7 separate regions of the Homo sapiens genome follow, and regions 1, 2, 3, 4, 6 and 7 are each linked to region 5. A link is a contact called in ENCODE Hi-C or POLR2A ChIA-PET data. All regions are on one chromosome and are shown on one strand. The core of a region is the stretch at or near the end of the contact, and the rest is flanking DNA. Distances in the headings are between cores, read along the strand shown.

The links. A loop is a pair of places that touch in the nucleus more often than their neighbours do. ChIA-PET counts read pairs that join two places held with the same protein, here RNA polymerase II (POLR2A). Pooled maps may share reads with other maps.
Region 1: a map of CD8-positive, alpha-beta T cell shows a loop between it and region 5 (5-fold over the local background). The contact joins the enhancer-like site here to the promoter of RAB22A in region 5. A Hi-C loop is called at or near these places in 1 of 168 maps with a recorded cell type or tissue (CD8-positive, alpha-beta T cell) and 4 of 50 pooled maps. POLR2A ChIA-PET finds 5 or more read pairs at or near these places in 1 of 52 experiments (activated B cell).
Region 2: a map of CD8-positive, alpha-beta T cell shows a loop between it and region 5 (8-fold over the local background). The contact joins the promoter of ZNF831 here to the promoter of RAB22A in region 5. A Hi-C loop is called at or near these places in 3 of 168 maps with a recorded cell type or tissue (CD8-positive, alpha-beta T cell and posterior vena cava), 1 of 37 single-sample maps with no recorded cell type and 11 of 50 pooled maps. POLR2A ChIA-PET finds 5 or more read pairs at or near these places in 1 of 52 experiments (activated CD4-positive, alpha-beta T cell).
Region 3: a map of B cell shows a loop between it and region 5 (10-fold over the local background). The contact joins the promoter of GNAS here to the promoter of RAB22A in region 5. A Hi-C loop is called at or near these places in 8 of 168 maps with a recorded cell type or tissue (B cell, CD4-positive, alpha-beta T cell, CD4-positive, alpha-beta memory T cell and 4 more), 13 of 37 single-sample maps with no recorded cell type and 19 of 50 pooled maps. POLR2A ChIA-PET finds 5 or more read pairs at or near these places in 4 of 52 experiments (CD4-positive, alpha-beta T cell, MCF 10A, T-cell and 1 more).
Region 4: a pooled map shows a loop between it and region 5 (6-fold over the local background). The contact joins the enhancer-like site here to the promoter of RAB22A in region 5. A Hi-C loop is called at or near these places in 6 of 50 pooled maps. POLR2A ChIA-PET finds 5 or more read pairs at or near these places in 2 of 52 experiments (activated CD4-positive, alpha-beta memory T cell and activated T-cell).
Region 6: a loop to region 5 is called in a map with no recorded cell type, with 6 times the contacts of the local background. The contact joins the enhancer-like site here to the promoter of RAB22A in region 5. A Hi-C loop is called at or near these places in 3 of 37 single-sample maps with no recorded cell type and 9 of 50 pooled maps. POLR2A ChIA-PET finds 5 or more read pairs at or near these places in 2 of 52 experiments (A549 and activated B cell).
Region 7: a loop to region 5 is called in a pooled map, with 2.2 times the contacts of the local background. The contact joins the enhancer-like site here to the promoter of RAB22A in region 5. A Hi-C loop is called at or near these places in 6 of 37 single-sample maps with no recorded cell type and 7 of 50 pooled maps. POLR2A ChIA-PET finds 5 or more read pairs at or near these places in 3 of 52 experiments (CD8-positive, alpha-beta memory T cell, Caco-2 and MCF 10A).

Annotation. Positions count from the first base shown.
Region 1 is chr20:59,252,222-59,255,512 of GRCh38, forward strand. ZNF831 (zinc finger protein 831) reads left to right here. Exons shown (of 6, transcript NM_178457.3): 5 at 757-917; 6 at 1,677-3,291. The coding sequence ends at 2,522. Among named protein-coding and RNA genes, the nearest start is that of EDN3, 47 kb to the right of the region's middle. Within about 2 kb of position 1,355, at least 3 of the 41 ENCODE cell types and tissues checked have a DNase peak (open chromatin) inside an H3K27ac peak, as active enhancers do; they include CD8-positive, alpha-beta T cell, where a contact is called at or near this core.
Region 2 is chr20:59,162,397-59,165,492 of GRCh38, forward strand. It overlaps ZNF831 (zinc finger protein 831), which reads left to right and starts at 1,425. Exons shown (of 6, transcript NM_178457.3): 1 at 1,425-1,811.
Region 3 is chr20:58,890,057-58,892,670 of GRCh38, forward strand. GNAS (GNAS complex locus) reads left to right here and starts at 1,365. Exons shown (of 13, transcript NM_000516.7): 1 at 1,365-1,809. The coding sequence starts at 1,671. RefSeq lists silencers at 623-772, 833-1,332, 1,343-1,562, 2,433-2,522.
Region 4 is chr20:57,431,697-57,435,277 of GRCh38, forward strand. It overlaps LOC124904939 (a long non-coding RNA gene), which reads right to left. Exons shown (of 2, transcript XR_007067672.1): 2 at 2,965-3,453. Among named protein-coding and RNA genes, the nearest start is that of RBM38-AS1, 40 kb to the left of the region's middle. RefSeq lists enhancers at 1,045-1,094, 1,956-2,035. Within about 2 kb of position 1,360, at least 16 of the 41 ENCODE cell types and tissues checked have a DNase peak (open chromatin) inside an H3K27ac peak, as active enhancers do.
Region 5 is chr20:58,308,394-58,311,537 of GRCh38, forward strand. It overlaps RAB22A (RAB22A, member RAS oncogene family), which reads left to right and starts at 1,322. Exons shown (of 7, transcript NM_020673.3): 1 at 1,322-1,619; 2 at 2,650-2,729. The coding sequence starts at 1,584. It also overlaps the pseudogene PPP4R1L. RefSeq lists silencers at 791-1,350, 1,391-1,720.
Region 6 is chr20:57,680,056-57,683,116 of GRCh38, forward strand. The region is part of intron 1 of PMEPA1 (prostate transmembrane protein, androgen induced 1); the gene reads right to left. Among named protein-coding and RNA genes, the nearest start is that of PMEPA1, 28 kb to the right of the region's middle. RefSeq lists enhancers at 1-81, 82-605, 432-501, 882-991, 1,402-1,461 and 2 more and a silencer at 1,820-1,983. Within about 2 kb of position 1,301, at least 10 of the 41 ENCODE cell types and tissues checked have a DNase peak (open chromatin) inside an H3K27ac peak, as active enhancers do.
Region 7 is chr20:58,868,858-58,872,406 of GRCh38, forward strand. All of the region lies in intron 3 of LOC101927932 (a long non-coding RNA gene), which reads right to left. It also overlaps a transcript of GNAS not described here. Among named protein-coding and RNA genes, the nearest start is that of GNAS, 21 kb to the right of the region's middle. Within about 2 kb of position 1,599, at least 2 of the 41 ENCODE cell types and tissues checked have a DNase peak (open chromatin) inside an H3K27ac peak, as active enhancers do.

The DNA.
Region 1 (3,291 bases), core at 105-2,604, 940 kb after region 5:
AGACTGCACATGTGTACCTTTCATCAAAATAAAAGCAAATTTAAAAGTGGGTCTAGTGCTTCTTCTCTAGTGACACAGTCGTTTTAAGATATTTCTCTGATCTCATATCATGATGGAACCTGCCCTCTCTGAAATTTTGTGATCCTTTTGACTGGTATGCCAGGTCATCAGTGCGGGTGAAGGATGAAGGAAAGACAGGTATGAGAAGTGCTGTTTTGTGGATATTGTCAGGGCCCTTCTTTCCTTCCACAATCACAACAATAACCACCACAACAAAACAACAGCATCACAAAAGCCAACCTCATCCCTTGCTGCCCAGCACTCTAGTGGGAATTAAGACCTGGTTTATATTTCTGGGTTCCCACCATGCATCGAGTGAAACGTCTATTCTGACTACTTGGTAGTATGTCAGAGAATTCAAGCTGATCTAAAATTTACCTAAACAGACATGACCAGGAATACAACTCTGATGAGAAGAAGCAACATGAAATATAGATATATTTTATGATATGTATCATTCAGGGGTTTTTCTACTTTGAGAATTGGTTTTGCCATTTCCTTCCTTCATAGAGTGGATATATTTTATTTGACCAAATGTGAATTGGTTGGAGATAAATTGAGTTCTTGCACACACCCTGTGAGATGAGGGTTAATGAGCTCAGAGGCGATCAAGAAGTCATGGACAACCTCCCAGGAAATTACTCTTTGCTAATTTTATAATTCCAGTCATATGTAAATGTGCCTCTCCCCTTGCAGGTCTGAATCTGCAAGAGGAGCCATCTTGTGCCACCTCAGAATCACCTCCTTGTTGTGGGAAGGAAGAGAAGAAGGAAGGTGACTGCAGACAAACCTTAGGAACCCTCTCTCTTGGTACAAGTTCAAGAATTGTCAGGGAAATGGACAAACGAACTGTGAAGGTGGGCATGATGATTTTGAGCTGCCTCTACCTATTCCTGGTCTAGATGTATAGCCCTGCTTGTTCTTGCTGCTCTTGTTCAGTGTGGCAGAACTTGCTCGGATCACCTTATGAAGATTCGTGGCACAGAAAGCCCATTAAGACAAACAAATAACTCAAAACATTCTGTATCGAATGAGTAGCTTTGGTAGTGCAAACATTGGGATGATTTCTGATGGTTTCTTTAAAAAAAACCCCAAGTATGTTATTACTGCACACCTGAATAGAGAGATGGCTGACAGATGCCACTGCAACATGAAGCCCCCCCAGACAGACTGTGGGGCTGCGTGTTGAAAACCACTAAAATATGTATCCAGACCACATTTGGAAAAACACTCATCCGGAAAAAACCAAAAAACCAAAAAACCCTTCAATACACAGTCCTATAAAATAGTACATCCGCTTCATGAGCGGTAGTGACTTAAAAAAGGAAGCTGAGAACTGGTAAGATAATTGAGTGGTTTTGTTTTTCACAAAGCCAGATAAAAGCACAGGACGTCAGCAACCTATTTTGTATCAATCAGGAGCTTTATTCGAGTTAATGCACCAATTAGTTATTAATGGAAACTTATTGAGGGCGTCATATTGAAGTTCACCCTTGGTAAAGAATCATTAAGACCTCAAGACCTGTTTTCATTGAGGACCACGTTTCTGACCACATTTTTCTTTGTACCAATTAACCTCCCCCCCCACTTTTTTTTTCCTTTGCACTTTGTTGCAGGATATTTCTCCATCTGCTGGTGAGCATGGTGACTGTACTACTCACAGCACTGCTGCCACATCAGGATTATCTCTGCAATCTGACACCTGCCTGGCAGTGGTTAATGACGTGCCTCTACCCCCTGGCAAAGGTCTTGACCTTGGGTTGCTGGAGACTCAGCTGCTGGCCTCCCAGGATTCAGTCTCAACAGATCCCAAACCATACATCTTCTCAGATGCTCAAAGGCCTTCTTCCTTTGGGTCCAAAGGAACTTTTCCCCACCATGACATTGCTACCTCTGTGGCTGCCGTTTGTATTTCTCTGCCAGTGAGAACAGATCACATAGCCCAGGAAATTCACAGTGCTGAATCACGAGACCACAGCCAGACTGCAGGGAGGACTCTGACATCAAGCTCCCCAGACAGCAAAGTCACAGAAGAGGGCAGAGCACAGACCCTCTTGCCAGGGAGACCTTCATCTGGACAAAGAATTTCAGATTCGGTTCCACTGGAGTCAACTGAAAAAACTCATCTTGAAATACCAGCTTCAGGACCAAGTTCAGCTAGTTCACACCACAAGGAAGGGAGACACAAGACGTTTTTTCCTTCCAGAGGCCAGTATGGGTGTGGGGAAATGACTGTCCCCTGCCCCTCTTTAGGAAGTGACGGTAGGAAACGTCAGGTATCTGGATTAATCACTCGGAAAGATTCTGTGGTTCCTTCTAAGCCAGAGCAGCCCATAGAAATTCCTGAAGCCCCTTCTAAATCCCTCAAGAAGAGGAGTCTGGAAGGAATGAGAAAGCAAACTCGAGTAGAGTTCAGTGACACCAGCAGCGACGATGAAGACCGATTAGTTATAGAAATATGAAGCTTCCAGAGAAACATGGTGTCTGGTCAAAAAGACTGTTGACGCTTCACAAGTAAATGTTGTCAGGCTGGCGGAAGAACTAAACTCTATCTGTGAAACACCTACAGATTAGGAAAGCCATTTTGAGTTATTTACAAGCCAACTCCAACCAACTTCTGACCCCCAACTCAGCCGCAGCGTTCCCCAGCTCCCCTTGGGAGTGCTCTGCTCATCTTCAAATGGTGCCAGGCAGGGCAGACATGGCAAGGAAGCAAACTCTGCAAATGGTCAACGTGCACAGTGACTGGGCCTTGACTCCCAGCCTCGTCTTCTGCACCTGTCCCCCACTGCCTCTCTGCAATCAAATGGCACTAACCAAGAAAGCCACCATCAACACATTTCTCCACAAGTGGACCCCACACAGTCGAGGCAACTGGCTTTCTCCATTAGTAAACTGAGGATTTGCTTCCAAGGTGGAGAGCACACTTGGGATAATTGGAGTAGCTTGACAAAGAGACGGGGGTGTGAACTGGGCACAAAGATACTTCTGTTCATTTTGGAGACAAAATTCAGATACATTAAAAAACTGAAGCTTGTTCAGAGTAATTCACGTCCTTGGTGGAGTTGTAAATACACTTCAAAATGCCTATGATCCGGTGACATGCTGATTACTTTTAAATGTTGCACAAATGGTCAATGCTTATTTATGGTCAGATGATGCAAGCACATGCTCTTGTGCCTGGTGCGTTTGCTGTGGAGATCTCTGAGACTGTCGGTTTTTCTAGTTCTT
Region 2 (3,096 bases), core at 175-2,674, 850 kb after region 5:
TAAGTATTTAATTCATTTTGGGTTAATTTTTGTATATATTGAGAGGTAAGAGTCCAGTTTCATTCTGGAATTAGAGTGGCACTAATCACTCTATTCAACATTCTTCTGCATATGGTTAGCTAGTTTCCCCAGCACCATTTATTGAATAGGGGGTCCTTTCTTTCACTGTTTATTTTTGTTGACTTTGTTGAAAATCAGTTGGTTTTAGGTGTGCAGCTTTATTTCTGGGTTCTCTATTCTGTTCCATTGGTCTGTGTGTCTATTTTTATACCAATACCATGCTGTGTTGGTTATTGTGGCCTTGTAGTATAGTTTGAAGTCAGATAATGTGATGCCTCTGGCTTTGTTATTTTTGCTTAGGATTGCTTTGGCTATTCGGGCTCCTTTTTGGTTCCATATGAATTCTGGAATAGTTTTTTTCTAATTCTGTGAAAAATGACATTGGTAATTTGATAGGAATAGTGTTGAATTGCTTTGAGCAGTATGGACATTTTAATGATATTGAGTCTTATAATCCATGAGCATGGAGTGTTTTATCATTTGTTTGTTTTCTTTCAGTAGTATTTTGTAGTTCTCCTTGTAGAGATCTTTCACCTCCTTGGTTAGATGTATTCCTAGGTGTGTGTGTGTGTGTGTGTGTGTGTGTGTGTGTGTGTTGCTATTGTAAATGGGATTGTGTTCTTGATTTGGCTCTCGGCTTGAACATTACTGGTGTATAGAAATGCTACTGATTTTTGTACATTGATTTTTGTATCCTTAAACTACTGAAGTCATTCATTGGGTCTAGGAGTCTTTTGGTGGCAACTTTAGGGTTTTCTAGATATAGAATCATATCATCAGTGAAGAGAGATAACTTGACTTCCTCTTTTCCTATTTGGATGCCTTTTATTTCTTTCTCTTGCCTGATTGCTCTGGCTAGGATTTTCAGTACTATGTTGAATAGAGTGATCAGTGCCATATCTTAAAAATAAAACCTAATTCAAACAAATCCATGTTGAACAAAATATCACCATTTTACATAAAGACAGCATCGCAGAAATCTTTCACTGGGACCTCCCACCATAGTCAATTGCAGTGGAAATGCTCATTCTGGGCCCTCAGGAACCTCTGGGGTTACATGTGGAGGTTCTGCAAACACTTGTTCCATCCACATCTCCAGGAAAACGACCACCTAGGCTCTAATTCTTAAACTTGCCTGCACAGAACAACCTCATCTCTAATGCAATGTTTTTTTGCACACCTACATTTCTGGGCAGCAAGCTCTTTATAGGTTGTTAGGTCAATAGTAACAATTACTAAAGAGCTGAGCGGTGGCTCTTTTTTTTTTTTTTTCGTGTCTGCTTCTATCTCTTCCTGTTTTCTAAGGGTTGCTACCGTGACGTTAGGTAATGTATAGGAAATAATTTACTTCCTATTTCTGGGCCATACCAAGTTTTATCTCTGCTTGAGTCTCTTCCAGGTTGCTTGAAATGGTGCTTTTCTCAGTTAAACGTGGACTTGACATAAAGGCCAAGCCACAGGAGGCTGCCCTCTTTTATTTTATTTTATTTTCTAAGGCTCAGGGAGCATCTCTCCGTTCTCTGAGATGCTGCCTGCAGAGTAGGAACTGGGAGAGAACACTAAAATGCCCTCTCAGCAAAGAGTAGCGAGCTCCCTACAGAGAGTGAGAGCACGGGCTCTTGAGCTCATCTCTTCTCTGTGGGGCCAGCCCAGTGGTCCTTTCTGGACCTGTGGGTGTCTTCTCTGGGCAACCAGATCATTGTGTTTGAATCAGAGCATCATTGGCTGAAAACACTCCACTGTTTATAAAGGTATGTAACATGCTCCATGACATAAGCATATATAAAATGTCAGTTAAAAAAAAACTCTTTTACTCTATGTTCTTAATGATATATTTATCTTCAAGCACGCAGTTAAAGGGAAAATGCTACGTAAAACTGTGTGTGACCCAGTTCAAGTAATTCTCTCATGTGCTTAATACTGCTGTTGCTTTTGTCAAAATATTTACTACAATTCAAAATGGCTGTCAGAAACCAGGTCCACAATCCATGTTCTACTAAACAGAAAAACATTTATAAGAAAATTTATTGCTTTATAAACTGTTTTTTTTCCCAGTGATGAACCTAATTAAACTGAAAGTGTGAATTGGTTAGAACATATTAGCCCAAGTATGTGTGGTATATATATACACATATATATGTATGTTTTATTAGGCCAAGTTTTTTATTTGTATATAATATAATTGAAATATCAAGGTATTTGATAGAGCTACTATTTATAGCAATTCTACTGATCAGCCACCCAAGGGTAGCATTTTTCAATGAGATTTACAAGGGCCAATAGTCCATGTATTTATACACATATCTGACTTCCCAGTATCCAAAATAGCAAAGAGCTGGAGGCTATCTCAGATCAGCCATGGAAGCCATGCTCTGAGAGGTAACGTGTTTCTCCTTTCCCGTAGCAAATCTTTCTGTAAGAATGAAACCAGAGATGTTATCTACCAAAATGCAACGAGGGACAGGATGCAACTTAGAAAAATGGTAACATTAGCTGACTGGGAAAAACAGAATCAACGTCAGGGCCAGTTTAAAATAATATGCCTTTTAACCACCCTCGCTTTATTGCCCCAGCTAAGAGCAAGTATTTAGGACCATAGGCTAATATTAATCAGAGAGAACACTTAGGTTCTGTGGCAATGTTGGGGTCTGTGAGATTTGCTTCCTTAGCTGTGCTTCCGCTGGGAAGCTGGGGAGGGTTGGTCCTGAAGGAGGAGTGCCATGTGAGCAGGGTTACCCAAAAGCACCTGCCTAGGGGAAATGGGCTCACTATCAGGCGCCGTGGAGTTACCAGCTAGAGAGACTTTTCTCCTGGTAGAGACCATGAACATCATGTAAGCAGAGAACCAAGACTGTAAAAGGGAGGTAGGGTAGGCTGTTTGGTTAGGGGAGTGGGGCAGGAACAGACACAGGGAGAGTCTACCACGTCTGGACAAATCACATCTATGGTTTTATCCAATCCTTTGAACAAATGAACATGAGCCCCACTTTTCAGATAAGGAAAACACAGCATGGAGAGTTTAAGTGACTTATTCCA
Region 3 (2,614 bases), core at 115-2,614, 580 kb after region 5:
CAAGAACCCGGCGCGGGAGGCGCTCCCCGAAAAGTTCCTAACAGACAAGGAGCGCAAGAAGCTCGAGAAGAAGCTGCTGGAGCAGAGGCGAAAGGAGGAGAAGAAGAAGGAGAAGGAGAGGAAGAAGATGGAGAAGATGCTGAAGAAGAAGAAGAAGAAGGTGCCAGAAGCCCAGGAGGAGGCCCGATGCCCCGAGGCCGCCGCCGCCGCGGCCGCCGCCGACGACGACGAGGGCGCCGAGGAGGGCGCCGTCGGGGGCGCCGAGGAGGGCGCCGCCGCCGGGGGCACGAGTAGGGCCTGGGCTGACTGGGACACGGACTCGAGCGACGAGGACGACGCCTACTACGCGGCGCCGCGCGTTGGGGGCATCGTGTGGCGGCCCGGGCCGCTCAAGGCTGGCGCGCTGAGCGCCCACCTGCCCCTCGTGGTGTTCCTGGTCTTCTCGGTGCGCAGCCCCTCGTGGGTGCTCAACTTCCTGCTGCAGAAGCGCACGGAGCAGGGCCGCGGCTGCGGCTTCGTGTTCGGGGCGACCTGCTGCTTCCGAGTGTTCCTGGGCTGCGCCTTCTTCTCCTACTTGGGCGGCCGCGCCAAGCGCAGAGGCCGCGGGCGCTCCGGGGCCAGAGGCGCCTTCGGCTCGGGCCATGGCGCCCGGCGCCGGGGGCGCGAGGAGCGGCTCATCTAGTCAGACCCCCCACCCCGCCACCGCCACCAGACACCACCATCGCTGTGTAGTGTGGGTTTTTATTCGTGTTCGTGTGTGTGTGTGGACACATTTTCCTTTTCGGTTGCTCTGTCCTTTGGTTCGTGCTCGCCTCGCTTTTTCCACACTCCTGCTCTCTGGCTCTCTGTGTCTCTCGCTCTTTCGAAAATTTTCCTAAGTCCGGGCGCGCGCTCCCTCCCCTTCCGCCCACCCCAGCCCCTCGGCGGCGCCCGCGGGAGGGGGAGGAGGCCTCGGGGGCGCCGGGCGACGCGGTCCGGGGGGTGGAGCGTTGGCGTCGTGCGAGGGGTCGTCACTGGCGCGGAGACGCCCCCTCTCCCCCCTCGGCTCAGCCGGGCTGCTGCCCGAGCCCGGGGGGTGGGGGGCGTCTCCCCGGCCCGTCCCGTCCCCGGCCGGGCGCGGGCGGAGGGACCCCCTCCCCGGGCTCCCGGGGGGCCGCCTCCCTCCGCCGGCTCCCGCCCTCCCAGCCGCCGCCGCCGCCGCGGCCGCTCCTCGGCCCTCCTCCTCCTCCTCCTCCTTCCACCCCCCTCGCCGCCGCCGCCTCCTCCTCCCCCCGCCTCCCCCCGCCCGCCGCGGCGCTTTTGGCTCGGGGCGGCGGCGGGGGCCCGGCCGAGGCAATAAGAGCGGCGGCGGCGGCAGCGGCGGCAGCAGCTCCCGCAGCTCCTGCTCTGGTCCGCCTCGGCCCGGCGGCGGCCATCAGCCCCCTCGGCCTCGGCTCGAGGGGCGGGGAGCTGCGCGCGCCCCTCGGTCCGACCGACACCCTCCCCTTCCCGCCCGTCCGCGCGCCCCGCGGCCCGCGGCCCGCAGTCCGCCCCGCGCGCTCCTTGCCGAGGAGCCGAGCCCGCGCCCGGCCCGCCCGCCCGGCGCTGCCCCGGCCCTCCCGGCCCGCGTGAGGCCGCCCGCGCCCGCCGCCGCCGCAGCCCGGCCGCGCCCCGCCGCCGCCGCCGCCGCCATGGGCTGCCTCGGGAACAGTAAGACCGAGGACCAGCGCAACGAGGAGAAGGCGCAGCGTGAGGCCAACAAAAAGATCGAGAAGCAGCTGCAGAAGGACAAGCAGGTCTACCGGGCCACGCACCGCCTGCTGCTGCTGGGTAAGGGCGGGCGGGGGGCGCCGGCCCCGGCCCGGGGGCCCTCGAAGGGCGCCCCGCAGGCCGCGCGCGCCGAGCCCGCCCCCCGCCCCGGGCGCGCGCTCCCGAGCCCCCCGCCCGTTCGCGGGCTCTGTCTGTGGGGGGCGAGGCCGGAAGGGGGACCCAGGGGCGCGGATTCGGCCGGGCGGGGGCTCAAAAACGGGGCGGGGGGCCGTGGCGACGCGGGCGCGGGTCCCCCTCCCCCGGCCTGCCCGCTCAGTGTCTCTCTCTTGCTCTCGCTCTCGCTCTCCCCCTCTTTCTCTCTTTCTCTCTTTTTCCGCGAGGCCTACACGACGCCAGGGGTTTGGGTGCGTGTTGGGGAGGGGGAGGGGGAGCCCATGGGGCTCCGGAGACTGCGACAAAAAGAGGGTTTCGGGGACAGGAAACCGGGTGGCGGGTAGAGGGAGGGGGACCCGCCTCCGTGGGGTGTGAGATTTGTTGGGAGAGGGAAAGAGGGGAAGAAAGGGGCGAGGAGAGGAGGGGGTGACGCTGGGGGGCGCCGTGGTGGCGGAGGGGGCCTCGCCAAAGGGAGGCTTTGGCGGGGAGAAGTGGCCGAGGAGAGTGGGGGGGCTGGTGACATCAGCCCCTCGGAAAGGATCGGAGCGGTAAAGGTGGTGCAGTGGGGGGGAGGGGGCGCAAGGGAGTCGTGGCGCCGGAGTCGGGAGGGGGGCGGCGAGGGGAGGAGGGAGGGCGGTTGCCGCTGGGCGCGACTTGGTGCGTTTCGGGCAGGACCGACTGACTGTGTGTGCGCGGAGCAGACGTGTCCCGG
Region 4 (3,581 bases), core at 110-2,609, 880 kb before region 5:
AGCAATTTGCAGGACCATAGTTTTGTGTGCACCAGTGAAACAGCTCACATGAGAATGATCTGCGCTGTGCACAGTGCTTCGATTTTGTGTTTTCCACTGATGACATGTTGAGGTCCAGGGAGGAGGGGTATAGGTGAGGCCCATTCTTGGAAGAGCAGCCCCCACCCACCCCAGGGCTCAGCCCTGTCACACCCGTCCCCCGAGGACTGGCATTTGGGCATCATCACCTTTTTACTACTTTCATCACCTTCTTCAAACGGGCCATCCGTGGAACTGCAGCAGGGCAGCGGGTCGGGGGTGGGGGAAGCGTGGGCCTGGGCTGGGGGTGGGCTTGGGGGCTGTGCACTGCTCTGTAGGCTCCCCGAGGCTCCTCTGATAGAAATCATCCTATCAGGATGCATGATCCAGGACAGTCACGCAGGGCTCAGAAGCCAGGACAGTCACTCAGGGCTCAGAAGCCAGGACAGTCACGCAGGGCTCGGAAGGGCCCTGCTCAGGGTTTCCTGCTCTGCTGTTACCATCTTGAAATTCTTCTTTCTTTTTTTTTTTCTGAGACAGAGTTCTCACTCTGTCACCCATGGGCATGATCTCCACTCACTGCAAACTCCGCCTCCCAGGTTCAAGTGATTCTCCTGTCTCAGCCTCCTGAGTAGCTGGGATTACAGGCGTGCACCACATTCCTGGCTAATTTTTGTATTTTTAGTAGAGACAGGGTCTCACCATGTTGGTCAGGCTGGTCTTGAACTCCTGACCTCAAGCGATCCGCCTGCCTCGGCCTCCTAAAGTGCTGGGATTATAGGCATGAGCCACTGCGCCCAGCCCATCTTGAAATTCCTGGTAATGTTTCAACAAGGGGCTCTGCGTTCATTTTGTCAAACTTCATGTGGACATCTGACAACAGCGAGCACCTTCGGAGCCCTGGTCATGTGCCAGCTCTGCCCTAGGCCAGCCACACACACTGCCTCCTTGAATCCTACTAGCCGTTCTGTTACAGGCATGGTCATCATCAACCCATTCTGCAGATAGGGAAACTGAGACTCAGAGAGCTCCTGATTCAGGCAATACCAGGTAACATCAGCTTTGAAAATCAAATCTGGCCAATCCCTTTTTTTTCAAACTGAGACCCAGAGCGGCTAGAGTTGGCTCAGGGACACGCAGCCCCTGTGTCTCACTGCAGGGTTCCCAGCCATTCCCCAGGGAGGAACAAGAGACCATCTGCCCCCCGGGTGCTTTCTCCGGGCCTTTTTGGAAGGCCCCATTGGCTGGGTTCATTTTGCCACATTTCCTTTCTTCCTGGCTGGTGGGGAGGACTGTCTCAATGAGGGGTGAACAAACCCCGGTTTTAATCAGAGCAGCCACTTCCTCTCACCAGAGAAGAAACCCGCCCTCTCACAACCCACTTTCTATATTTAGACCCAGGGCCTCGCCTTGAGCTGGGCCAGGGCTGGGTGTGGCGGGGCCTGCGGCTGCTTCCGGCTCTCGGGAAGGAAGTTTCCACCTGTTTCCCAAGAGCCAGAGACACGAAGCCTGCAGGTCCTAGGCTGAGTGCAGGATTCTTGAGCCCACAGGGGCCCATAGGACAGTAGTTCCAGCCTCCCCCTCTGCAGCTCCACAGCCATGTGGGGGACAAGGCCCATTTCCAGGACAAGAGAAGCCCACTCCCATTTCATTCATTCCTTCAGGGACCTGGTGTTTTCTGGGTGCCTCCCACAACCCAGGTGCCGTTCTAGACTCTGGGGATACGGCAGGGAACAAGACAGGCCCCTGCCTTCACGGAGCTGACAGTCTAATGGGAATGACAGAAGTAAATACAATAAAAATAAACTAATAAAACAGAAACCGGATATAACTAAGGAAAGGTAATGAAGGCATAAATCAGGCAGATGGACCAAGAGGCGTAGTAGAGTGGGCAACACCAGGGGCGGGGTCCCAGGGCCTCTGCAGGCCCCTGGGGTGTGGAAGGGCCTGGAATGCAGCGACAGACTGAACAGGGCTTAAGGCAGAGAGGACAGAGCGTGCTGATGTCACAGCCAGGGCTCTTGTGCCTGGTGTGGGAGCCAGTCAAGCTGGAGACAGGGGTGAGGTCAGGCCCTGCAGGGCCCGGGCACTAAGGCAGAGGTGTGGATCTCAAATACCAAGAGAAACCACCCAGCGCTTTTGAACCTAGCGTGACATGCATCACGAGCTGTGTGGTTTTTTTAAAGCTCACCCCTACTGTGATGTCAAGAAAGGGAGGCAAGGGGCCAGGGGAGGGAGTCCAGGCCAGTTGGAGGGGGTCCAGGCCAGCATGAAGGGGGTTCAGGCCAGTGTTGAGAGGGTCTAGGCCAGTGTAGAGGGGGTCCAGGCCAGCGTGGAGGGGTGGTACCCCAATAGTCTAGGGCACTGGCTCTCCACTGGGGCCATTCTGCTCCTCAGGGGATGTTGGGCAATGTCTAGAGACATTTTTTCTTGTCATAGTGGTGGTGTGCTACAGGCACCTGATAGGCAGAGGCCAGGGGTGCTGCCAAGCATCCTGCCATGTCCCCACAGCGGAGAAAGATCTGGCCCCAAATGTCAAAGGGGTGGCGGTTGAGAAAGCCCGGCCTAGCGGGAGGAGGTGGTGGCGAGCAGGGCGACAGTGGTGGAGGAAAGTGATGTGCCCCGTTCTGGGATCCAGGGTGCATGGAGCATGGATGAGGAGTCACTTGGCATTCTGCTCTGAGTATTTAAGAGTGACCCATGAGAGCTGTAAACTCAAGTCTCAAGTGTGGGTGACCTCCAACACCCAGGCAAGGGTTCGCCTAGCATGAGCTCCGCTGCCGAGCGCAGTGTCTGCAGGACTATTCTGCACACATCTTTGGCAGTGCCCCCATGTGGTGGCAAGATGCCCCGGCATCAGTGACCTTCGGCAGTCAACCCCCAGCAGTGGGTTAAGGAAGACTTCGGTGTCCTTGGAAGATTGAAAACGAGAGAGGACTCGAGAAGGGGGTTCTGGGCTTCTTGCTAATAGAGAATCTGGGTACCTGAGTGATTAAGGAGCAAAGGGACACAGTCATCTGGGGATCATAAATTGATGGAGTGGCTTATTCTGACTTCATTAGGAGTTCCCAGGAGAGCCAGGGAAAGGGGAGGAGGATTGCTGGGTTCAGGAAAGGCACCTGTCACACGCGTGCCTCACTGACTTGCTCGTTGCTCCAAGAACATAGTCAATGCTCCCTCTTCTTTGCATCTCCAGCTTCAGTGCTCTTCAGTTTGTCAGGCGCCTGCAGTCCCAACCCTGGGAGAGCACTCCTCAGCTGGCAGGCTCCAAAATACCCAGGACGAGGGGAAGGCAGGAATGGCGTGGATGGGGCGGGAGGCTTTCCCCATCTCCCCCAGCTTCAAGCCCTTGTCTCCCCTTCCTACTTAGAAGATGCTTCCAATGTGGGCCTGCCAGCTCCAGCTGACAGCACCAGGCACTGTCCCAGACACCACCTGAAAAACAATCAAAGGCAGTGAACAAACCATGAATCCCTCAGGAAATACAGACAGTTAAACAGTACACGGAGGAATGCACAGCCTTGCTGATCGAATGAGAAAAAAAAATCGATAAAACAAGCCCA
Region 5 (3,144 bases), core at 72-2,571:
GGCTTCTTCACCAGCAAGCACTCCGGTGCTCGGTAATTTTCTGTTTACAAGTAGGCTCTCCCCACACCCTGTGAGCTCCCTGCGTGTAGAGCTGTTTTCAACACATCCTTGCAGGTTCGGAGCCCAACACGTGGCCCCCAGAGCAAATAGCTGCTCAGTAAGTTTCTTGACAGGAGAGAAAACGCTTCCTTCCTTCACCAGAAATGCGAACTTGGATTTCTAAGATGACACCTCCCCCAGCTACCAGCCCTTAACATGATTCCAAAAAAGAGGGCAAGAAGGGACAAGGGTCCCACCCAAGAAATGCGGGGGCCAATGGGCTCCATGGGATAAGAGATGGAGCCGGGCTTGTGGCCAGGACACTTGAGAAGTCCGTGCAACTCCGTGACCGGCCACACCGAGAGGGGGACCTCCCAAACCCCCCAGCAGTCCTAAAAAGTCCCTAGGAAAAGGGCAAGGCCCTGAGAGGGAAGTCACCCACCTCCCAGGTGGCGGACCCCCCGCCCGCCCAGGGTCGACTAGGACTTGGGACTACCCCCTCCGCCCATCCCACGGCAGCTGCAGGCGCAGGAAGAAAAGAAGTGACAGGGAGTCCAAAGTTTCCCCAACAACAAAAATCCTTCCCCCGAGGGAAGGGAAGGGCTCCCACCCTCAGCCCGCCCCGCCCAGGGAGGAGGGACCGCCACCAGTGGATCTAGGCAGTTGGGGGTCCCGCTGTTCTGGTCCCGACAAGGAGTGCCTGGCTTGAGGTTCCCCCGCCCCGCGCTTCGTGCACTCTGAATTCTTTGAGAGGGTCCCAGGGAGGGACAGGGGTGCCCCAACTCTTACTTACAGTCGTCTAAGTCATCCTGCAAGTCCACAAAGTACAGGGGGATCTCTGAAAACCAAGAAACACACAAGAAGTTACCAGGGGGCTGCGGCGAGAGGGGACGGGGTCGGGCAGGGGCCCCTCGGCCTCGCGGGGTGGTCACGGGGCGAGAGAGAGAGGGGCACCCCTGGCATCCCCCGAGCCCAGCCCCACTCACCCGCCATCTTGGGATGGGCATGGAGGCGGGACCGGCAGGGGCGGGGCCCTGCAGACAGGGGCGGGGCCCTGCAGACAGGGGCGGGGCCCTGCAGACAGGGGCGGGGCCCTGCAGACAGGGGCGGGGCCCTGCAGACAGGGGCGGGGCCCTGCAGACAGGGGCGGGGCCCTGCAGACAGGGGCGGGGCCCTGCAGACAGGGGCGGGGCCGTCGGCTTCGGGCCCCGCCCCCGATCCGCGCCGGCCGGCCGGCCCCGCCCTCTCAGCGAAGGTGGCTGCCGAGGTGGGCGGGGAGGTCAGGTGACGCGGCCGGCGTCCCAAGATGGCGGCGGCGGCGGCTCCCGGAAGGCCGCGGCGGCGTCCCGGCTGCTAAGGCGGGCCCCACGCGGCTGGCAGCGGACAGGCCGGACCTACGGCCGGAGGACGGGCGGCAGCCGCCTCTGCGCGGACCGGGGCTGGGCCGTGCGGCGGCAGCGGCGCCAGGGGATGCTCTTGCTGGGCCTGGCCTCTCCCTTCTCAACTTAGGGCGGCGGCGGGCCCGCGCCCCTGGCTCCCGGGCCATGGCGCTGAGGGAGCTCAAAGTGTGTCTGCTCGGGGTGAGTGGCGGCGGGTCCGGCCGGGAGGGCCACGGGAGGCTGGGCTGGCGGGGACCCCGGATCCCCCCTGTCCCCTCATCCCTTCCCCCCTCCCACGTCCAAGACGCTGTCTGCCAGCCCCGTGGACCCTCCCTCCAGCTCGGGAGCCGTCCCGCCCACCTCTTGCACTCTCGAAAAGGTCCTGGAGGCCGAAGGGACCCTTCCCCTTCCCCTCCCTGGAGCCCGTGGACTCTTCCCGCCCCACAAAGAGCAAACAGCCCCCCCTTGCCTCTCTATTGCATCTGGGTTAAGAGAGGTTCTTAAATAGTTTTCTCCCAACTTACCAAGGTATTAGTTGGGAGTTGGCCAAGTCTTCCAAAGTAAAACCAATAACAGGTCTTTAGGTTTTACAAGCAGCATTAGCCTACTTTGTCTCTTGGGTGTTTTTGAACTTGTGGGATACCCCTGCCACTTGTCCAAAGAGTTACTTTGCCAAGTAACTCTTCCTGTGGAGAAAAGGGGTGTTCAAATCAGGAAGCCCCAAAGACTAGTTTGAAGCTTCAGCTTCCTGTCTTGTCAGGAAAGACAAGGTGTTGGCCATTTCAAAGCCTTCTTTCTGAAATTGATGCTGTCATTCCAGAGTTTCTGCCTTAAAGATCGGCAGGAACTCCAATAACTAATCTTTATTCCCCCAAATAGGGTGGGGCTAGGATTCATCAGGGATTACTCAGAGGTAACTCAGGAGTTCAAAGTTTACTAACATATGTTAAAAAGCAAGTGGACTTGTTACTTTTTACACGAAGCAGAAACTTTGGGTCTCTCAAAAGGTCCTAATCTGTCTTAACGGCAAAAACCTCTCCCTTTTAGTACAGTTGGAATTTCCTAATTACTCTACTGAATTTTTATGACAACCGCTTTTGTGTTCCTCCGTTTATAAAATTTACACGTCTAGGGTGATTTTTCTAAAATCCTGAACTTATGCCACAAAGTAGTTTTTGGTGTCTGCCAAAAGGTAAACTTTTTCTCAGTCCCTCATCTCGTTCTCTTTCAGGATACAGGTGTAGGTAAATCGAGTATTGTGTGGCGGTTTGTGGAAGACAGTTTTGATCCAAACATCAACCCAACAATAGGGTAAGAGACTTTTATTTGATACACATCTAAAGGTGCATTGAAAATCCTTCCAAATACATAGTGTGTTACAGGTGTAGGCCCTGCGCTTTGTAGTCATTGAATTCTGAGTCGCTGGTTCGCATCATCTCTGGAAGGACTTGAAAGAGTCCAGTGAGGATCTGTGTATTTTAGGAAAATTATCTTCGGACTTGTTGGGGGTGAGAACTTCAAAATGCAAATATGAATTGGAGTTCTACTAATTATTAGAACAGACACAGAAGCTTCGGTCTATAAATATCAACAGCAATTACACCTTGAAATAAGGCAGATGAAAATAGATCCTGGTGCTATTCTTTCAGGCATATCAAGTAAAAGACATTTAAATGGTTTTTGTCCTTCCTGAAAGTAGTAGGTTGAGATCTGAACCCTTACACAT
Region 6 (3,061 bases), core at 51-2,550, 630 kb before region 5:
CTAGCTTGTGGCATGGAGTCTGGCTTGCACTGCAAGCCCCAGGGAACCGTCGGGGGATGAGTGGATGGTAAAAACGACTTCTGCCCGTCAGACACTCAGACACACCAGCGGGGAGAGCTGCAGCCACTCCAGCTTTAGCTGGGTTGTGCTAAGAGCTTTAAGTGCATTATATCATTCAAAGCTCCCAAGGAGCCGCTTTGGGGAGTCCCGTCAACACCCGCATTCTGCAGATGAAGGGACTGGGACCTCAAGGGCAGCTGCTAGGGCTAAGGTGTGGTTCTTCTACCGGAGATGATTTTGCCCCAGGGGACATCTGGCCATATCTGGAAACACTTGTGGTTGCCACAACTGGGAGGGGGTGTTACTAGCATCCAGTGGGCGAGGGGAAGTAGCTAAACATCCACCCTGCCACGCACAGGGAAGTCCCCCACAGAAAAGAATTATTGAGCCCAAACGTCAGCACCAAGGTCGAGAAACTCTGGATTAAATCAGATGATAGTGAATATCTCAGGCACAGTGCCGGGTGCATAGTGCTTGCTCAATAAACATTAGCTAGGCAACAGCTGATTCCTAATTAGGCCTCAATGTGAAGACAGAAGCAGGGACTGAAACCACACACAACCGGTTTGAAGAATAACAACAACTTAGTCTAAAAACATCTGCTTTGAAAGCAAACGCTTAGGAAAGGGCAGTTGTTCATTTCACACTTGGATTGTACATTTCTGTAGGCTGGAGTCGCAACCACCTTGATCACCGATCAACGCACACTGGCACCAACCACCATGCCAGACACACAGGAGGCACTTCGTAAATGCTTGTGAAATGAATACATGGGTGAGGGAAAGTGGCGGAGAGCAGTCTGCGTGAGGACGTAAGCACAGGTCCTTCTCTGGAGGCAGGAGAATGAAAATCATCCCACGGGTCGGGGCCGGGTCAGTGAGGAAGGGAGGGAAGGAGTTCTGAGAATGTCAATCTGCAGGACAACTTCTAGTTTCCACCTTTTGCATGAGGGATTTCCAAGTGCCCCAGGGCCTGGGAGTCCCCATTCATCAACCCTGGGTGCTACCAGGGACAGGGCCCATTGTGATTTGTGAGGCCTGCCTGAGTGCTGGTGGGGCAGGGGTGAGGCAGGCGCCCATGCTCCTTCCTGACCTCTCCAGCACGCTCCATCCACTTGCATGGAATCACGGCAGTGGGGAATGAGAAACACCCCTCCATCACTGCCACTGGGAACCCCCGTCCCTCCAAACCTGCCGCCTGCCTGAGCTCCTGAGGGCACCCTCACCCTGCATGGGCCTCCTTCCTGCCAGGGAGGGAGCCCTGTGCGAGGCAACCAGGGGTTGCCCCGGAGCCAGTCCCACTTCTGCCATCTGCGGGTGACAGCGAGAGACCTCTCTAGGGTGTCCCCTGCCTGAGACGACCGTGAGGATGGTGTGGCGCTGCCTCTTACAAGGGTGGTCCCAGCATCAAGAAGGGAACGGCCCTCCCAGACCTTTCACTGCTTAAAATAACCAACTTTTTAATTTAGCAACCATTGTCGTTTCACGTTCAATTCTGTAAGCAATAATAGAGCTCTCCACGTACCCTCCACCTCCTCCCCTGCTGGCAGCACCTTACAAAACTCGATTCTCTGTGGTTTTCCCAGAATCAGAACTTGTGTACGCTTTAGTCACCCCCTCATTTTACAGAAGAAGGAACTGCAACCTGGTCAGTCCCCCCTCAAGGTGACACGGCCAGCTGGGAACTGGACATGGCCACCACACCTAGCTTAGCAGACCTCACCCTCTCGGCTTCTCCTCTCTGCCTGAGGTACTCCCCCCAAGGTCTTCCCACCGCTGACTCCTTCTCATCCCTCATTCTCAGCACAAGGTCAGCCCTGCTGAGAGACCCTCTCAGACCAATAAAGCAGCCCCCAGGCACAGTCATGTGACACTGTCGAATCTCCTCCTCCGTTCAGTATCTGACTCTGTTTCCCATCTGCACCAGACTAGTAGCTCCCTGAGGGCAGGCTCAGGCCTGTTCCATTCACCAGGTCCTCCCATCTCCAGTGGCACAGGGAAGGAGCTCACCTACTGGATAAATGAACAGAAGATGGGTGATTCGCCCAAATACCGGGTCTGTCCTCCTTCCTTAGGTCACTATTACACACAGACAGACACAGCTACCTTCGATGGGAGGTGACGGCGTAGCAAAGGCTCCCAGTGGGAATGAAGGCTTGAGCTGAGTGTGAATGGTGCTCAGAGCGGGGGACCAGCTCCACCAGCGGTTCCCTGTGTGACCTTGGGCAAGCTGTTCTCTGAGCCTCGGTGGTTTCATCCATAAAATGGGGAAATGACAGCCCGCTGCCCTTGCATACCTAAGCACAAAGTCACTGGTAACTAGGGGCCCAGGTTCTGGGTCTCCCTGGAGTGTCGGGGTCCTAGGCGCCGGCCCAGAGGAGTTTCAAAGTCAGCCTTTAACTGCCCTCCCAGTAAAGAGGCTGCTGAATGCTACAGAGCAGGCTCCCGTGCCCACCGCCCCACACCTGGAAGACGAAAGGACACGAGAAGGAGAGGCACAGCTGCGTCGCTGGCTGTGACCCACACTCCTCCAGTTTTTGATTTAAAAAAAATCCCTGAAACAGCACCCACTCCCTGTCAAGTCTGTGTCCCCATCGCCAGCAGAAACCAACTCCTCCTGGAGGAAGGAAAGTTCAATGGATGAGCTATAAATATTTCTGCTAGATGCTGCCTGGGAGCTGGGCTTTCTGCATGAGCAGGCCCCGCTGAAAAGGAAGGCGGCTCGCCAGATTTGTTTCGAATTATGAAAATAGATGTTGTCTCCCCACCACATCTGTTTTGCCTGACAAATGAGCAGCAGCTCGCCTCCTAAATAAGGCAGCACACCAAGACGGTCTTGAAACTCCGGCTTCTCCAACTCTTCAGAAAAGGAGAAGAAGAAGAAAAAAGAGTCCAAGCCTCCCAGGTTTGAGCTCTAAAAGCCAGACCTTTTTCAATGTCATCTCTCACGCCGCAGTCTCCGGGGGCATTTACGCCACACTTGTCCTTAAGCTCAGATCTCC
Region 7 (3,549 bases), core at 349-2,848, 560 kb after region 5:
GAAAGAAAGCAAGGCTACTCAGAACCGGCTGGCAGATGGCGCTCGGCTTTTACGATTGACAGCCTGGCTTTCAAAAATTCACCCTTGCGCCGGCGCCTAAGGCAGAACCCGCATCCCCCTCCCTAAATCCTCCTTCCCAAGGACACGGCCCCTGCCCCTAAGGCTGAGGAATGTTTTTAAAAGGTTTCAGTTGAGCAATTGACATCTAAGGACAAATCCCGGCAACTTTTAACGAGTGGATCTGAAGATCTTAGCCAAGGCAGGAAAGCACACGATCAGGTAACCTCCAGATTCACCGCCCTGGTGCCCCGGTTCTCCTGGGAACTGGTCCTGAGATCTTGGACAAATCCCTGGTTCTAGTTTTTCTCAATTGAAAAAACAGGAGGGATGTCTTTCTCACTTTAAAACTTATTTAATTATCTTATAAAGTTTCAATAGATGAGGTATGCCAACCCCCTATCCAACACAAATTTTTTTAAATGTCTGTTCCAAAATGGCAGATTGTATAGGAAATCAAATGGTAGGGCCCTCTGTTGTCCTTTGGTAAATAATTAATAGTTTCTGGGTCCCAATCACCGGGAGAATCTTTGTGGGAGCAGAGTTTGGTGGTAAACTCTTTCACACCTCAATCAAGGGCTAGAAAAGAGGTTCATAGGTGAGCAGAGCTCCAGTTTCCACCAGGGAAATCTAAGGGGCCTACCTGGAGAAGTTAGCATTTAAGACAATATGGAGAGATGAAGTAGAATTTGAGGTGCATGGTCAATGATTGTTTACAGAGAAGGGACTTGCTAGGGATACATCATTGCTTTTCCATTCATGCAAGTATCATTGTGTTTTTCAGGATCTCTGAGACCTCAGGGCTAGTTTTAAGTTCTTCCCCTCCTCAACCCCTCTCCACTTCTCAGTGCTTCACGGCACACTGGGGCATTCTCACTAGCGAAGGTGTCCTCTCTAAGGATGGGACCCCTACTGTCCATCTCAGGCTCAGCACTGCCTTGGGGCAGGCCACTTCTGGCTTCTTTAGGCCTCGTTTCCACGGGAGGGGAAGCTGGGTCCGATGGTGTCTGGGTCAAATTCCTTGGTTCCAAGAACAGGTACCGTTGCCATTCCCTTCCATTTCTGCCCCCTGCACCACCCCACCCAGCAGCTGGAAAATGATGAGGTCATCTATTTGAGAAGGGCCACACAGGCCTCCCACACAAGGACCTACAAAGTCCTCCAATGGGAATTTATTTCTTTCTGATCAAATTTACCCTCCATACCCCATTCATATACACATTCTTTCTCCCCTCTCTCTTAAGATTGTAAAGTTAAAGAAACTGAATACACAGGGTTGATTTAAGGTAAACGTCCCTCCCACCCATCTATTTAAAAAATTTTCTTTTACTTGATAACTTTCCTACAACATGATTCTCTTATGCCCATATTCCTCTGAGGATTCTTTAAAGCTTTTCTTGCACTTTCTCCTCCTCACAGTCCCTGACTTCTAGCCCTGAGTGGTGGCTGAGGGCAGGTGACCCTGTAGACCGTGGGGAACAGAGGAGGCCAGGGCAGGTGGCTGCCTCTTTCCAACCTTTCCTGGGCCATGGGAGCTCCTCCCCACCAGAGGTCAGCAGAGAGCTCAGAATGGCTGGGTCTGCTCTCAGAAATTGGGATCTTGGAATTCTCTAGATGAAATGTAGGATGCCCAAATGGAAAAAAAGCCCCATGTTTCCAGGGTGTTTTGGTTGGGGCTCTCATCCTGTCTTGGGTCCCGGGGACCTTACTTTTAACACCAATACAGCCATTCTGTGCTTTTCTCAGGGGAGGGGTGGTTGGGGGTTTGGTCTGTTTATTTGGTGGCTTTCTTGGTCAGTCTTCTCCCTGCGCCAGACGCACAAATCCCTCCCTTAGAGGGAACCACACCCTCTTAGAACTCTCCCTTCTGGGGCCCAACTGCCCACTTTCGCTTCCCACATGACATGGAACCCACATCCCACACTTGGCCGGGCGCCTTTTCTTCTAGTTGTATTTATTGTTAAAATGACATCATAATATTACAGGAAATCCCCCCAGCCTACCCTCACCCTGCTGTGATTTTACTGATCATTATCTCCCCCTGTTCTTTACTCAGGTGTATGCATAGTTTTGAGAGGGCATGAATCATGGTGTGCAGTTTCATATTAATCCCCCTGCTCCACAAACACACACTACAGGACAGTTTCCTTAGAGCTCTTCCATGTTCGCCATCGTCCTTCCACAGTTCTTTCACTTGTTCAGTCCTTTCGCTAGCGGGGAAGAGCAGGGAAAGAATTGAGGTTCCCTCCCTTTGTTTTTCCTTCTCTGATCTTTTGAAATCCCGGGGTCCTTGTGAACGACTCAGAAATTAAAACCAATTCCCTTTGGCCAGTTGTTTATTGTTGAAAGAGAGAGACAAAGAGAAATTAAGGTGCAAACGGAAGGAAAGAAGTAAATAGAGATTAAATTTAAAAATTTGAAAGGGAGCAGTGGTTCACGCCTGTAATCCCAGCACTTTGGGAGGCCGAGGTGGGCAGATCACCTGAGGTCAGGAGTTCAAGACCAGCCTGACTAACATGGAGAAACATCATCTCTACTAAAAATACAAAATTAGCTGGGCATGGTGGCGCATGCCTGTAATTCTAGCTACTCGGGAGGCTGAGACAGGAGAATCGCTTGAACCCGGGAGGCAGGGTTTGCAGTGAGCCGAGATTGTGCCATTGCACTCCATCCTGGGCAACAAGAATGATACTCCGTCGAAAAAAAAAAAAAAAACAAACAACAAAAAAAAAACCAAAAAAATTAAAAGGGAGAGAGAGGAGGAAAAAAGAGGGAAAGGAAAGAGAGAAGGAAGGAAGAAGGAAGGGAGGGAGGAGGGAGGGGGAGAAAAGAAAAGAAAGGAAAAGAAAAAAGAGAAGAAAAGAAAAAAGAAAAGAGTGCCTTTGCCAAGTTTAGCTCTAAGCACCAAATGGGGTCCTTGCCCTCTAGGAACTTCTAGTCCAGAACAGAGGAGAGGATCAGGTTGCAAGTGATTATCCTTCTACCAGGCAGGGGGTGGAGCGCTGCCAAGGAGGGTGTGGCTGGCACAGCTGAGGGGCCAGGCTGGCTAGACCGGACAGGAGTACGGGGAGGAGAGGCAGGTTCACAATCCAGGCTGGGGCATCCTCTCCTCCCCATCTCACTGCCCCATGAGGTCCCTTGTTCGTTCAAGTGCCAACCAGAAGAGCTGGGACAGAGGCCTCTCTTGTGTGCCAAGACGGGGGCCACCACCACCCTCTGAGCTCTGACCACTGCCCTCTCACCTCTTATTGCTTTCCCAAGTGTTTACCTCCTGATTCTAAAACGATGGTCCAATTTTTGTTTTATTTTAAAGTTAGGAACACACTGCATGTAGCACACTTCATGGAGCACAAGTGTTTTCACATGCCTTATCCCACTAAGTGGTTTTGTTTTGTTTTAGAAAGTCTGGCACACAGAGAACCTTCTAGTTCTTTAAAAAAAAAAATCATAAATTTTTAAATTTGATAATTATCCAGAACAAAACAAAGCAAA